2 separate regions of the Mus musculus genome follow, and region 1 is linked to region 2. The links are chromatin loops, found by intact Hi-C in ENCODE. Cell type or tissue: gastrocnemius. All regions are shown on one strand.

What was found. Peaks named below come from ENCODE experiments on the same cell type or tissue, not always from the same donor. Only the 100,000 strongest peaks of a DNase experiment are listed, where the experiment ranks them.
Region 1: a loop joins it to region 2, with 2.2 times the contacts of the local background. A loop is called at or near these places in 7 of 42 quality-filtered maps.

Annotation. Positions count from the first base shown.
Region 1 is chr13:94,202,275-94,210,274 of GRCm38, reverse strand. Scamp1 (secretory carrier membrane protein 1) reads left to right here. Exons shown (of 9, transcript NM_029153.1): 8 at 2,022-2,139; 9 at 6,112-8,000. The coding sequence ends at 6,276. Among named protein-coding and RNA genes, the nearest start is that of Scamp1, 79 kb to the left of the region's middle. In gastrocnemius, CTCF peaks have their summits at 1,177 (motif pointing right) and 4,826 (motif pointing right); DNase peaks (open chromatin) are centred at 3,934 and 4,858.
Region 2 is chr13:94,055,459-94,063,458 of GRCm38, reverse strand. Lhfpl2 (lipoma HMGIC fusion partner-like 2) reads right to left here and starts at 5,663. Exons shown (of 4, transcript NM_172589.2): 1 at 5,553-5,663. In gastrocnemius, CTCF peaks have their summits at 65 and 3,413 (motif pointing right); DNase peaks (open chromatin) are centred at 77, 630, 3,438 and 5,709; H3K4me3 peaks cover 2,581 bases; H3K27ac peaks cover 1,820 bases.

The sequences.
Region 1 (8,000 bases), 150 kb before region 2:
GACGGAGAGAAAGAAAGGGCTTCAGGTTAAGTGTAAAGCATTATTTTAGATAAACATATACATTCTCGCACGCATGCACACGTTTGTATTGGTGTTCAGGCTAGAAGGTAATGCAGACCCCTTTCCTTTTGTCTCCATGGGGGTGGGTACCCCTGAGTGAGTTGATGGGTGGAAGAGGTGTGTCCTTAAAATACCGCCTCGCCTTTCTACCTTAGGCAAACTGCCCTCCTTCCAGCCTCTGCATGCACGGGTGTGCACAGGTGTGCTCTGCTGTGCGTGGCACTGCTGTTTGCCATCGTGTCCGTTAGGTAAAGCTGCAGTGGGCATAGTGGGGGTTGGATTTGTGCTGCCTCTGCATGGGGGTGAGTGGCTGGCAGACAGCTCTCAGCAGTTTGTAAAGCACCCAGTGGGTGCACACTAACAGACTGTGGACTTTAGTTGTTTCCAGTTAGTTCTTGGAAATGGCTTTTAAACTATTATCTTAAATAGTGCTTAGTCTGGCATGTGGATGAGAGGACATGCTTTAAAAATGTACGTTGTAATGGTGTATACACACACACACACACACACACACACACACACACACACAATCATTTCACCAGTTTGTTAATATAAATGTAATAAATGTAGAGAGGAATGTAAAGTTGAATGGGATAGTCTGTGCCTAGGTACCACAGAGTATGCTAATGGAAAGGTCCTGTTTCTGATGTACCTTGTATGATTTAGGTATTTTTAGTTATAATTAGAATGAAGACAATTGTAGATTGACATGTCATTGTAAGACTATAGAGCATTCCCAGGCATCCTTCACTCAGTCCCCAATAGTATAAAATACAGTAAGATACAAAAACAAGGACCTTAACATCGACAGAGCATTGCCATCACTGAAGAGTCCTGCTGCTTTGTGTATGGCCACTCTGACTCCTGTCCCCATCTGCCTTCACTCGTGGCATCCATTCATAAGCTATTTATTATCACTTGTGTTATTCTGTCATTATAAGATGGTTATATAAATGGGACCAGACAGTTACAGATGTTGGCTTCCCCTCAGATATAAGTAGCCCTAATTTATCATTTAATTTTTCTAGGTTTTATTTATTTGTATTTTATGTGTAAGAATGTTTGTCTGAGTCTGTGGTCTGTGCATCATGTGTATGCAGTACTCATACAGGCCAGCAGAGGGCATCAGATCCCCAGGGATTGGAGTAAACAGATGTGAGCTACCATGTAGGTGCTGGGAATTGAACCCAGGTCCACTGGAAGAACAACCAGGGCTCTTTATCACTGGTTATCAATATCCAGCTCCTTCCTTTTATTCTTGAGTATATTCCATGGTATGGCTATACCACAGTTTATTTAACTGCTTCCCAGTTGGAAGACACCTAAATTGTTTCCATTTGTGAGTTATTCTAAATAAAACCACTATAAGCATTTGGGGATAGGTTTTCGTGCACACACAGCTTTCATTTCTGTGATTAACAGTATATTTATATTTTGTTAATTCACTTAGAAATCATGTGTTATGCTTTTTAAAGAAATTGACAAACTTTCTAGAGAAGCCATACTATTTTATATTCCCTCTAACAGTTGTGAGAGATTTTGGTCCAGATCTTGTGATCTGTGAGTGAGTGGTGTTACTGTCTTTTATCTTAGCCAGTCTGATGGGGGGTGTGTGTGCATGTGTGTGTGCGTATACATGTGTGTGTGTGTGTGTATACATGTATGTGTGTGTACGTGACATAGTATATTAAAGAATACAGTCATTTGGGAGCTCCGGGGCTCAGGAGTGTGTTTTGCTTGCAGACACAGACTGGTGCTTCTTAGCTGTGGGACCCGGCACTGCAGGTCCCAGTGTGGGTCTTATCTGTAAAATAAGCATTGTCTCATGGGAGGCCTCGAGAAGTTATCACGTATGAAGAATGCTGATGTTGCCTGGTGTCACAGTGCTGCCTGGGTGTCCTGTTGTTGCCTTGAGAGTCGCACTGACTCGTTTGCCTGACGACATGTCTGCTGTCCTTTAGTGGTTGGATCTCGTCCCTCACTGGTCTCAACAAGAACATTCCAGTCGGGATCATGATGATAATCATCGCAGCGCTCTTCACAGCGTCCGCGGTCATCTCGCTCGTCATGTTTAAAAAAGTAAGTGGGAGCCAACTCCGGACACAGCACAGTGGCCCTGGGGAAGGCCCCTCCAGCCTGCTGCTGTTAGACCGTGGGACTCTGGCTCATTTCTGGAGTTGCATGTTTGCTCTCCAAAGATTATGATTTATGGTTGTTTACAGACGCATTTAAAAATTGTATCATATTTTATGATTGACATAACAATGAAAACATCCCTGACTTGAAAATCCAGAACCCAAAATGTTCAACAATAAGAAACTTTTTGCGCCGGGCAGTGGTGGCGCACACCTTTAATCCCAGCACTCGGGAGGCAGAGACAGGCAGATTTCTGAGTTTGAGGCCAGCCTGGTCTACAAAGTGAGTCTCAGGACAGCCAGGGATATACAGAGAAACCCTGTCTTGAAAAACTAAAAAAAAAAAAAGAAAGAAAGAAAGAAAAAAACAAACTTTTTGCTTATGGACTTGGTACTATAAGAGGAAAGTTCCCTACCTGACCTCACAAGGGAGATTATGATTATAATTATCTAAGGCAAATACATTAAAATGTATAAAGTACACAGAAGTATGTATATACAATATTATAAACAATACATGAGTTTCATGTTTAGGCTTGTCTCCCATCCAGGACATCTCAGGCTTTATATGCGAGTATTCAGAAATCAGGGACAGCTTTGGGGCCAGCATTTCAGAAGAGGCTCCTGAATGTGTGCTTTTATCAATATGTACTTTTCCAAGATGAAGCTTATTAGCTCGATGAGTAAATACAGGTAGATTTATTGCATCAGGTACTTGGTTTTGTTCATATTTAAAATTTAAAGACATTGAATTATTTAAGCATTAGCTTTCCTTCATGGTTTTCTTTACACTAACTGGTAGTTTTATAAGGTGTACAAGGAGTACATATAGAAGTAACCCTGGCCACTATTGAAGGGCTTTTCTCTTGGAATCTGCTGAGTGTCCACTCGTGTCTCACGTCCTGGGAGCCTGTGGGCTCGCCTGCACTCCTGCCTGAGTTTCTGGAGTCGCTGCCTCATTTCTTTCAGAAGCTCTGAACCTTGTGTACCAAGCACAGGGGCTGCTGACCCTCGGCGCTGGGAAGTCTCAATTCCGCCAGCTCCCTGTATTTCCCTCCTGTACTGCTGTGGTTATCTAAGCCTCAAGCCTGGACTCAGGTCCTCCTCCTGTTTCCCAACTTCAGAGTAGTGGGGAATGCAGGTTGCTGCTAACGTGCCAAGAGAAAGCCTTAGCTGAGAGACACTGATGACTGACGGCCTACATAAGGGAATCAGAAAGGGGGAAGGAAGCAGTCAGGACATACAGGACAGGTGAGGATACAGTGTAGCAAATGCAGGGGTAACAGAAGGCTAAGCATGGACGGGAGGAGGTGGTGCATGGGCTGAGAAAGTCCCAGGGATCCGTGGTGGGGGGTGGACAGGAGCCTGGACACAACTGCATCCTCAGATCCTGCAGGGTTGTGAAAACTAGGACACCTTGTTAAGAAGTTCTAATCTTTAAAAATGTGTAGTTCACTGAAGTGTTTTAGGGAACAGAGTGATTGGGTAGACATGACAAGCTTGGACGTAATCCTGAAGTAGATAGAGGATTTGTGGGCAGGGGGTAGGGCTTGGAAGCCTGAGTTGACTCCTCCCACTATGAGAGAGGCCAGGCTTCATTCTTGTTGGGTTTCTCTAGGCCATTTGGCTTAGGGGATGGCCATTAGCAAGAACAGGTTTGGGGCTGATGAGACGGCTCAGTGGGTAAAAGTGCCAAGCACACCACTTGGGTCTGACCCAGGAACCACGTGGTTGAAGGAGAGGACCAGCTCCTGCATGTTACCCTCTGACCTCCGCAGGTGCTCGATGGCACGCCCCCAACACGCACAAATCAAAAGAGCAGGTTTGGAGTCAGGGTGATGCCATGGCTGGGGCGTGGGGTTTCAAGTACTGGTAGACCATGTGTGTGAATAAGCTCCGTAGACGTCTAGACAGAGAAGGAGAAGCAAGCAAAGAGATCTAGGCTGGGTTTTCAGACTGGGAAGTTTTGGCTTCTTGAGGTGAGTGAAGCCTGAGTGAGCACATAGGGGTATAGAGCCAGAAGAGGCCTAGGGGCAGAGCACCCCAGAGCAGTTCTACAGGAAAGACACCGGGAGCTCACTCCTCAGTGACTCAGTGACTGCACGCCGGGCAGTCCTGAGCAGGCTCAGGGACTCTTCTCCCCTTCTGTTTTTGCTTTTCCATGAAAGGGATAGTTGTATAACTGAGCTTATATCCACATGTCAGGCATTCAGAATAAATATCATTTCCCCAATAAAGTCACAGTATTTATCAGCATTGTGTCTATTCTCTATTTTAGTGCATACTCTGTTAATAATTAGATTTAACTAATTTAAATCTGAGATGCAAAATTAGGTTACTGGTTGACTCTCTCACGTATCCACTGTTAGCTGGTACTGTCTCACTCTTACCTGTGAAGTTAAGGATGTCAGATGAGATGATGTTTTTATATGGTATGCTGAGATATGACACATGGCAATATAAACTAAATTATAATTTGAAGCAACCATCAATCCTCTTGTCTTTTCTACCTCTGATGTAAACTGAGATCCGAGTACTGATTCTTCAACACTGACTTAAAAATTAATAATAAATTATCAAAAATAAACACACAGACCCCCTTGTAGGGAGTATGTAGCTCTAACGTGTCACCACTAGGGGTCAGTCTCTTCATGGGCGGTTCGTGCCCTCAGGAAGGTCTGCATAGTCCCAGCTCTGGACTAGAGGCGTTGCCAGGCGGTTCTTCTCTTCTCTCTCTCTCTCTCTCTCTCTCTCTCTCTCTCTCTCTCTCTCTCTCTCTCTCTTTCTCTCTCTCTCTCCTCTCCTCTCCTCTCCCCTCCCCCCCTCTCTCTCACACACACACACACCCCTCTAGACATGCTGTGCAGTCTTGGTTTGTTGTGATGATGTAAATGTACTTTTGAGGATTCAGTCTCATTCTGAGATCTCACAGCTGAGATAACCCAGGTTACCCGAGTTAGACCAGGTTATCGTTGGGTTGGACGCTCATTGTCCCTTGGTTTCTGCCATGGTATTGTTGTTTAAGCCTGCGCTGCCCAACTGTTGAAAGAATTTATATCTCCTGAGCTTCTTCATAGACAGAAATCCTTAGCTTTCACAAATAGGTTTGATTTTCTATCAGTTGTTTCTTATTGTGTTTGTTCTGTTTCTACAGTGAACTATCAAAGTACTGGATAGTGTTTCAGGGCAAAAGTGGTAGATGTTCTAAAGGAGCCAGTTAGTAAGACAGGAATGAGCCACAGAGAGCTGTCAGGAGCTCTGAACATCTCCCTTTGAGTAATCAATCACTAAGAGTTGGGACAGCATAACATTGAAGTGAGAAGAAGGCAGTACAGGTTGGATTCCCTGAAGAACCTGGGTTCCATTATGTCTTCTATGGGATTTGGGAACTTGCCCATAAATATTCATGCCCACATTAGTACACTAGTTACTAATGGCTTTTTGTATTTCAAAAGAAGTTTTGAAGTTAGTTCATTTTAAGAACCAAGATAATCTAGGTGTTTTAACTGTTTGAAGACTTCCTGAAATGTCTGGTCTTCAGCTGTAGTTTTCATTTGTAAGGAGTGTGGGGTTGGAAGCGTATGATTCAGAATAGTGCTGAGGGAGTCCCGCTAACCAGTTAAGTTGGTGTCCGACACCATTGCGTGGGGAGGTACTCCAGTGCATAGACTAACCTGGTCTGCTTCGACCGAACAGGGCAGCTACTGTCTTTGAAGGCGCTGTGTCGCCGTTAATCCCACTATGGCCATCTCCTGTGTTTATTTTGGACCTAGGGTAAAAAGCTGATTTCATGGGTTTTCTTTTCTGTTCCCCCCACCTCCCCTCTGACCTCTGCCTGGTCCTCGCACACGGCAGGGTGGTTTGAGCAAATGTGTGGATCGCATCTCACCATCTCGCCTTGGTTCTGCCTCCTCAGGTGCATGGACTGTACCGCACAACAGGTGCTAGTTTTGAGAAGGCCCAGCAAGAGTTTGCAACGGGAGTGATGTCCAATAAAACTGTTCAGACAGCGGCTGCAAACGCCGCCTCAACCGCAGCAACCAGCGCGGCGCAGAACGCCTTCAAGGGTAACCAGATGTAGCGAGCCTGGAAGCAGTTCTCTGTTTCCTTAGGACTGTATCTTTTTCTCCAGTTACTGTATTCTACAGATATTTTTTGTTGGAAACACACAATACACAAAAGCATGGGTATTTCCAATCCACATGTGCATGGTCTAAAAACCAGAGAAACTTCCTTGTCTTATTACTTTGCCTAATAGTTTCTTAATATTTCCATGCTCTGCACAGAAGAAAACTATCACCTGCTAAATAAATATTCTCCATATTTTTGGGGGATGGTGTTCCTCAGATTATTTCAGTGGTGACACACTGAAATGAGTATGTGACTTAAGATTTAAAAAGCGCTCGATAGTAACCACAGAAGTTCTTCCAGGAGTCAGTAGAGATTCAGACTATACATTGGACATGACACCATGTTTCTTTCTTTTCCCCCCTCTATTAATAACGAAGGAACAAGGTCAGCAAAAGTTTGGGTGTTTTTAAATTGGCTTGCTTTATATGAGGTTCAGTCACCAGAGAAGAGCCTGTGTGCTCTGTAGTAGATAATGTATATTTTACCTTCCTTTATTTTATTTTTAGACTAGTTGATTATTTTGATAACAATCTCTGATCTTGCATGGGCACCACGTCTCTTAAGTGAAATGAATTAGTATTTTGGGTTCTGTACTGCTTATAGTTGTAGGATCTGGGGCTCTTTATAGAATCAGAAATGATTTTCTGTAATAGTTTCTTTTAAGTAAAAATTTACTGGAGTATAAAGACTTTAATATAATGTGCAGTGCATTATCCAAAGAGAGGGTAGTGAATTGATGCAATAGAATATAGTGATAATTTCTTTTCCCTCTTAATTTTTAGTATTCATATAGTAAAGTTTTACTGTATGAAAACTTTGATATATTCTTCTGTCTTATCTTTTTAATTGAACTAGGATTTGTGTTTGGCAGCTGTGTGTGTGTGTGTGTGTGTGTGTGTTTGTTTTTGTGTGTGTGTGTGAGAGAGAGAGAGAGAGAGAGATTGATTTTGACACAGGTATTAAGGCTAGCCTAACCCTTGAATAAAAAGAACACACAGTATTTAAGGGATTTTTCTTTTAGCCTCTCACTTTTAGTTACATTAAAAATAAAAGACCCTTGTGATTCTAATATGCTTGATTTCTTAATGTACCTGTCTTTTACTTTTAAGACAGACTAAATCCATGTGAAACATTGCACCAAGCAATGGAGAGAAAGCTCAAGTAATATATTCATTATTGGTAACATCCAATTTACATTGTTATGGTGCAGCACAAACTGATGTGGGTTGAGACTTTTAATCATTTTTAATGCTGATTAGCTGTCTCAAGAACATTTGTAAGGCAGACTGTTGTAGTTTGGAAGTCTCACTAGTTTAGATTGCAAAATGATAGATAGGCTGCAACTTACCCAAGTTGACTTTAAACAAAGATGGGCTGTCAAAGACAGGATATCCTTTAAAAATGAGCTGAAGTGAGTGGCTGAGCCACTGTACCCTGTCCCCAAGGCTGCAGTCGGGGACTCTGTGCAGAGCTGGGGTGCAGTTCCTTGAGGTCTGTGGTATTGGATTATACATCTGCCCATGCAGGGCCATGCTAGATTTGCTTGGGAATTTACTAAGTACAATAGTCCAAAAATGTTTCTTTGATTGAGGAAAAGGTAGAATTCAGAGTATGACTTTGGAGTTGTGTTTTGAGTCCCCATGAGTAGGATTCCCCTTCGTTCTCACCTGCTCA
Region 2 (8,000 bases):
GCCTCACTGATCCGCAGATCAGAGGGCAGGCTCCTGCCAAGGCAGTCAGGGCCTTCCTCAACCACCTGGCTCGCTGCTGCCCCTGTAGTGCTGGGAAACAATTGCACACTCAGCCCAATGTGGCCTGCCCCCCAAAAAAAGGAAGCCTGAACTCCAGGTGCCCCTGACAGGCCAGCTCCGCAGGAAAGAAAGAAAACACTGAACAATACAATCAGCAGAGGAAAAGGAACCCCTCTAAACTTTCCAGGCATGTGGGAAGCTTGTTGCGAAAGCTATTTCAGAACCCTCCGCTGAAAACTGCAATTCCAACTCACCCCCACTTCCCCACCCCCAAATCCCTAACTTGCCCCAAAAGTACTTATGGCAGGGCTTTTTGTCAATTAGACAGAAATACCACGATAGCCAGTTAAAACTCCGGAGTCTCTATCCTACCAACCCAGTGGGGCGAGGGGGGCGAGGGAGGTGAGGTGCCAAACTGGTTACACAGACCGACAATGATTCATCAGGCCCGCTGAACTCAGCTTAACTCCAGAGCACTGAGGGCAGCCACATTTGTGCCCAAGTCACACGGCATGCCTGAGATCCAGCGAGCAGTCATGGGGTCAACTTGGCACACTTTCAAAGGTTCCACAAACGGAGGAGATTTAAATTAACAGCAAAACCCTCCTATCCACACCTCCCCCCAAGGCCAGAAAGCAACACCAGCCCACAAGGGGGCGGGGCATGTGGGTGAGGGGCGGGGCACGGGGCGAGGGGCCAGGGCGTTGATAAGTGTGTTCCCCTCCACTGCCGGTAAGGAAAGCAGAAAATGTGGAGGAGAACAGGTGTGCAGAACAGGCGGGGCTGAAGCACACACACACACACACACACACACACACACACACACACATCTGCAACAGGTGCCTACACATCTGCAACAGGTGCCTGCAGCAATCCACACCCAGCCCACTAACAGAGGACTGGGGCACACGACTTCCACGTATTAGCCAATCCACGAAGCTGCAGTCTGGTTATGCCTAGCTGAAATTCTCCTTAGGAACAAAGTATAAGAACTGTATGTATGTGCTGCTACCGTTACCTCAATAATGTTGAATATTATTCCTCGGGAGTGGTATAAAATACCCAATGTTTTTCATTTAACTGTTATAACCATAACCCAAGGTTAGCCTATATTACTTTATAAACCATATGAAGCTTTTTTTAAAAGTCTTGTTAAACCTAACAAGCTCACCCCTAAGTAAACAGCTCTAAAAATCCTCTTTAAGTTTCACAGAAATATTTTATCAGTGTCAATAAAAACAACCTAGTCAATAAGATGTGGTATTCAATCAAAGTCAGAGCAAACCCACATGTAGAAGAGTAAAAACACAGAAAGGTCACCTTTCTGGCCAGCCAAACCACAAAGCAGAACCCAGGTATTTCTCTTGACCCCATGGTTTAAGGTTAAACTAAGAAAACATACAGATAACACACCTTTTAAATTATGTTCAGTGTGGTGTAGACATGCACAAAACTAACTCACACTCTTAGCTAGTGAAGGTCAATAGGTCAGTATGCACACACTCGTGTGCGCGTGTGTGTGTGTGTGTGTGTGTGTGTGTAAGACTGTCAGGCTGCTATTAACAAATACTATAGACTAGGTGCTCTAAAGAAATACACACGATTTCCTCATTGTGTCCTCAGAATAAAAGAGACGAGCTCTCATAAGGTTATTTACTAACCTCAGAGCAGGACCCCCACTCAGGACCTCAATGAAACCCTTCTTCAAGGGTGTGTGGCTTCAACATCCGAAGACAGGAAAATGCAAACATCTACAACACGCATGTGCAACATCTAAAACACGTGTGTGCAGACTCAGAATCCATTCCGTTAGTTATACATCCTCTCTCCCACACATGCTCAACGCCATTCTGTGTATGACACGGATTCCAGTTCAAAGTAACAGATTCTATCAAGTCTGCCGGATAGCATCAGTATGAGCTTGGCTGCTGAGGTCAAGGGTCAGGGGCTTAATTATTCCCACTTGGGTTTGTTGAAAGGAGAGAAAATTTCAAAAGCTTCAGTCACAAGGACACAAATGACCTGCAGCACTACAAAGATATTACCTGATGGATGGATGGATGGATGGATGAATGGATGGATGGATGAATGAGTTGACATACTCCCACAATTAGAAGGAGCAACACAGGGTACAGTTACCTGATCAAGAACTTTGTTTTGTTAAGCAAGTCTTTGCTCACTTTGCTCTAACTGGCCAGGCAAGGGAGGGAGGTTGTAGCCTGTAGCCACGTGACACTATTGTGTTGCACACTCTTTTGGCATCTCTGTAGAAATCCAACGTCTCTTCCCGTCTCTGCAGCCAAATCCTAGGCTGCACATCTCTCTGGAAGGCCAAAATTCAATTTTCATTCCAAGAGAACTCAACTCAAAAACTGCCTTTTGTCATCTGTCTCCAAACAGGGTCCTCATAAGTGCTCCCTCTGAGAGGGTCCCCAGTCCCCAAGGATTCTATGCAGGGAAAGCCCACCTGGGAGATAGACAGGTAGCGAGATCGTCATCTCCCAGGTTCTCTTCACCCCACTCCCGTGCTGCCAGGATGCTTGCACTATATGGCACTGGCTGGCTGCTTCATCCCCCTGCCTACCCTGGTGCCACAGAACTCTGAAATCGGAATGTGACTGACTTCAGAGCCTGTCCTACAAGAGAATCTTTAAAGACATCTGCTGAATGACGGGATAAATGAGTGGGCAGATGAGTAAGCTGGCACTGTAACACACACACACACACACACACACACACACACACGGGGTTGGGGGGAAGACAGGAGGAGCCCACAGGCACAGTTCCTCTGTTCACTGTTTAGTTAGGGATGTCTGTTCACTTTGTCCTCTGGTGTCTATACACCTGAATAAAGGTGTACTTTAAGGCTGATTTTTTTTATTTGTTTGGTTGGGGGAGTTGTTTGTTTGTTTGTTTTATGGAATGAATTCTGGAATTAGGCACTTACAGATTACTTGTATCTTTCTAAGACTAGTGAGCTTTGACTCTAACATTGACTTTAGCATTCTTGGGCAGTGTGTATCACATCAACCATTAAAAGGTTTTTAAGAGTGGGAACTTCTAGATGTTGACTGTCAGAGGCAAGGCTCAACTCAGACACTCAGTGGGAGAATCAGTTACTCTTGAGTCCCTTTTACCCTGGGAACTTAAGAGTGCTGGCAATCCTTAATGTTTTCTGAGCATTTCGTGTGTGGGGGAACCATCCCAAATCCGAACAAAGACACCAGTTAACCTTCCGGAGACGCTCACGTGAACCCTCACAACCATTTTCAATTTTTAAAAATATTTTATTATTAATTTTATTTTTAATTTTGTGTACACTTGTTCAGTGTATGAGTTCCTGAATGTGAGTGCAGTGCCAGACGAGGCCAGAAGAGGGCATCTGATCCCAAAGAGCCTGAGTTGCAGGCAGGTGGTGGCAAACTCCAGTCTCCCCAGAAGAGTAGTAAGCACTATCGACTGCAGAGCAACCTCCGAGATTTAATTTTATTATTTGTGTGTGTGACTAAGTGTAGGCACACATGCATGCACAAGTGCCTGAGAAGGCCAGAAGAGAGCATGGGATCCCTCAGAGCTGGAGTCCTAGGCATTTGTGAGCCATCTGAGATGGATGCTGGGCTTAGAACCCCAGTCCTCATGAGAGAGCAACAAGAGCTCATAACACCAGAGCCACAGTTCCAGCCCCCACTAGGTAGACACAGAGACCGCAGCGGAGAGCTAGAACGGAGCTTGCTAACATTCACATAGGCTTCACACAATGGGGACCCAACAGACTAAATCTGAGTCTCCTGAAAAGCTTTTTAAGATTTATTTTTAATTATGTCTAGTTGTGTGCTTGCACCTGGGTATGTCCACAGTGCAAACGCCTGTGGAAGCCAGAGGCACTGATCCAGTTGGGAGCTGTCTGATTTGGGTCATGGGACCTCAGCAAGTGCTCTTAACCACTGAGTCATCTCTCCAGCCCCAGGACTCTCCTACATTTTAATCCTCCTGTGTTGGCAATTCTTTGCAGTAAAGATATATAGAAAATGAAGACTTTTTTTTTTTTTTGCAGTGTGTGTGTACACACACACACCTGAAGTTTTCTATCCATTCTTTTGTAACTATCTCCTGCTGTAGACTTTTCTCCCTGCCTTGTTCAACCTTGCTTGCAGCCAAATCTCTAAGCCCATGCCTCTGTTGTTAGCAGGTGCTGTCAATTCTGAGTTGCGCACATGGATAAACGGTATGCTTATTTTTCCCCCATAAGGCACTGCTTTGCTCTCATCTACAAAGATCCTTTTTTTCCTTCAGACAAATGGCTGGTTCATGTATCATGACTCAAATTATATTCACAAATGTTCATTTGCAGTGTAATCACTCTTCCTAACTAGACTGGTTCAAGACAAATGAGCAGCCCCCTTTCCCACCCTCTTCTCTTTAAGCTTACAGTGCTCCACCTCCCGCTATAAAATGCTGTCACAGACCACAGGCCACACTGCTCTGTATGACCTACTGCAGGTCACTCTATTTTTTTTTAATGACATCGTCTGGTATTGCTTTAAACCTTTCAAATATTTCATCAGAATCAGATGTTCCAACACAGGCTAGCCCTATTAGCCTGATTGCAGAGAGAGATGTTCATCTTCCCTGTCTTTAAAATATTTAACCATCGCATGCGTGTTCTCTATCTCTTAATTTGAAAGGGAGTTTTTAAAAAAAATGATTAGAAGAGCATCAGAAAGAGCAAGATAAATTATTCCTTATCCCATCCTCTCTTTGAGCTGGACAGGAAGAGTGTTCAGAGAATTAAAGTCCCTTCGAAGGAACTCTGACTTAGCCCCCCACACCTTGCCGCCCTGTGGCTCCAACACACACTCGCCGGCAGTGGTTCCACTTTTCCATATAGGTCACCAGCTGTAATCTACAAGCACAAAAACAATCATGGCACAGAGTACAGGAAACTGCCCGGGCAGGAGTGAGGTAGGGTGCGAGGATGAGAGTCTTTTGCCCTTACTTCCATACAAACTCCCGAACCTCCTGAATTAACAGAAAAGTTGAGCCGACTTGAAGAAACTCTTTTTGCTTTTCTCAGTTCAGAGAGCACGCGACCGCGAATAGACTGAGAGAGAAGTGCGGCCGGGTGGGGGTAGGGACTGCATTCAAACCCATCTCTCTGAGTCCTTCATCCACCCCAGATGTGGTGTTCCCCAACTCCCCGCCCACCTCCTCGCCAGCCCTCACCCCTCTGCACTGGCCACAAAAAATGCAGCCCAGGTCTGAGATGCAGCTGAGGTCTGTGGCCGGTGAGACCCACGCGGTACGGACCGGGGCTGGAGGGGACCACTACAGCTCCCCGGGAAAAAGCGCTTCCAGGCTCAACTTCTTCCACGTCTGCGGCGGGCCGGCGCTGCAGCGGATCCTTCCTGCCCCGGCACCCGCCGCCCGTCCCTCCGCGCCCCCGTGCACTGTCGGGGACCGGCCCCCTCCCGGGCTCCCCGCGCAGCACCTACCTGGCCGGGGCAGCCGGCTCCTAACGCCCCGCTCTGGCCCGGGCGCGTGCAGCCTTCCCCAGCCGGGCTCTCTGTGCCGCCTCCTCGCTGCAGCCTCGATCTGGCCCCGGCGGACCCGCAGGGGCGAGGGCGGGAGCAGACGAGGGTCGGCGGCGCCGGGGCGGAGGCCGAGGGGCGGGCGCAGCGGGAGGAGGCGGCCGAACCTCGCAGCCCAGGCCGGCCGCTGCCACTCAGCATCCCCGCCTCCGGCCGCCGCTCGGGGAGGGGTCGGCGAAGCCCGGCCTCCGGGGGGGAGGGTCCTACAGGGCCCGGGAGAGTGTGGGCGACGCGCGCGATCCCTGAGAAGGGGTCCCGGAGCCCTGCGGGGTTCTCTCCTCACGCTGTCCCAGTGCCTATCGTGGACCAGAGCCGGCGGGGCGGGCGGGAAGAAAGTCGGTCCGTGGCCCAGGAAAACCGCAGGGTGGAGAGTGGTCTGCGGTGCTTTTAAAGCAGAGGCTGGAGGCACAAGTTTACAGGTCCTGATTTCTACTTCGGGAAACTGCAAACTTTCACAGAGCTTGGATGCTTGGGTCCAGACACATCCCCCAGGCACTGAAGATACACTTTCCAATAGATACCACAGATATCAAAGGCGGTTTAGCCAGCGGGAAAGGGATCCAGAGAGGAGACCCACCAACTCCTCTCACCACCGCCCCCAGGGCCAGAGCAAAGGACAGAGTCAAATAGCCAGGGGCTGAATTGTCTGAATTCATTGTGTTAGGACAGAACCCAGCTAAGATCACCTTCCTTTGTCTCCAACCCCCACCCCCTGTCAAATTTGCTTCAGCCTCCAAACTCTCAGACACTTGTCTATCCACCGAAGCACACCCACCCCCCCCACCCCTCCCTCCCGGCCTTCCCTAGCAGCTTGCATGTGCTCTTTGCTCTTGAAGTCTTTGCACTTGACCCACTATTTCCAAATCCATTTGGGTTTGTCAGTTTCAATGGCCCCCTCCTGCTTTTGAAACCCGTGGGCACGGCACCTATCTGCACGGCCTTACAAGCTTAATGGCTCTAGAACACCACTTCCTGGGTGAGAGGGTATCTGAGGCATTTTGCCAGGAAAATTAAAAAAACAAAACAAATTCTTGATTTCTTTGCAACTCCACTATTGAAAACCATATCCCACAGCAGGATTGTAGATAGCATAAGTCATCCGCAACTGCTGGTCTGTGGAGAAAACATACAAATTAAATCGGTTGGGATTCTTCACATGCAAAGGGTACCTATCACCAATTAACAATAGCTGCAAACACAAATGCATCACCATGCTGGTCCTCATCCAGATGGGGTCCTAGAAGGACCCATGCCTGTATCCACGCTGAAGCTGCTGATGCTGTTCCCAGGACTCTCCCACGGTTGAATCCTACTGGGAAAAAAAAAAAAAAAAAAGCTTTCCCGAAACACATTCTACAAGAGTGTTAAGTGCTCTCTCTATTTGGCAAAATCACGTGCTAGAAATTACAAGAGGGCTTATGAGGTTAAGAATAAACTTAAAAATCTACATAGCATTGCAATCGGAGAATTAAAAACAGCAACCATTCAAAAGAACATACTAACAGAGTTTATAAACTGTACTAAATTCCTAATAAATATTACAGTGAATACAAGACTTTACCTTTATAAAAAGATGGAGGTAATTATGGGAGAATTGTTTGAGATCAATGAATTGAGAAGAAAGCCAAAACAAATTTTAGAAACAGAAACCTTTGCCTTGTACCCTCTTCCTATGAACTCTCCTGGGTTATAGCTCACGACTGAACCAATCAAAGAACACAGAACAGATATGCACCATTATGTGTATACACAATGCCTTCCAATCTCACCCTGATTAGGCGGCTGTTGTCCATTGGTGATATCAAATGTGCCAGGAACATTTGAATATGAAGCAGCATACCATACTGCTCCCTCCATTTCATTAGAAGCCCTCCCTATGTAGAAGCAGTCACGAATGAGGTCATTTGTTATGCTTTGCTGAGACATCCTCGTGAGTTCACAATGGCCCTATGCGTACGGAGTAGATAGCACTGTGCTCCACACCTCTGTTGAACTGTTATCTAAGTCAGAGGCCATTGTAAGCATCAGTGAACAAGAAGTGGTGCAAACATGGCTTCCCTTGTGAATTGTGGGTACATCACTAGTTGTTTCATGTCGTTTGGTGGTATTATATGTTTCGAATGTATTTAGCTTGAGTTGGTGCCTCATCTCTGTCTCAGTTTCTTTGAAGGGCACAGTCTGTAGCTTATAGACACTGTGCCTTTACATCTTCCACAATGCTGGCACAGTACATACCCATCGGGACATAAACATTAAGGTATCTATGCCCAGTTGACTGGGCTATGGTTCAACTCTATGCTGAATTCATAGAAGAACCGCCTGGGAAATAAAATATTGTTTTATTTTTTGTTG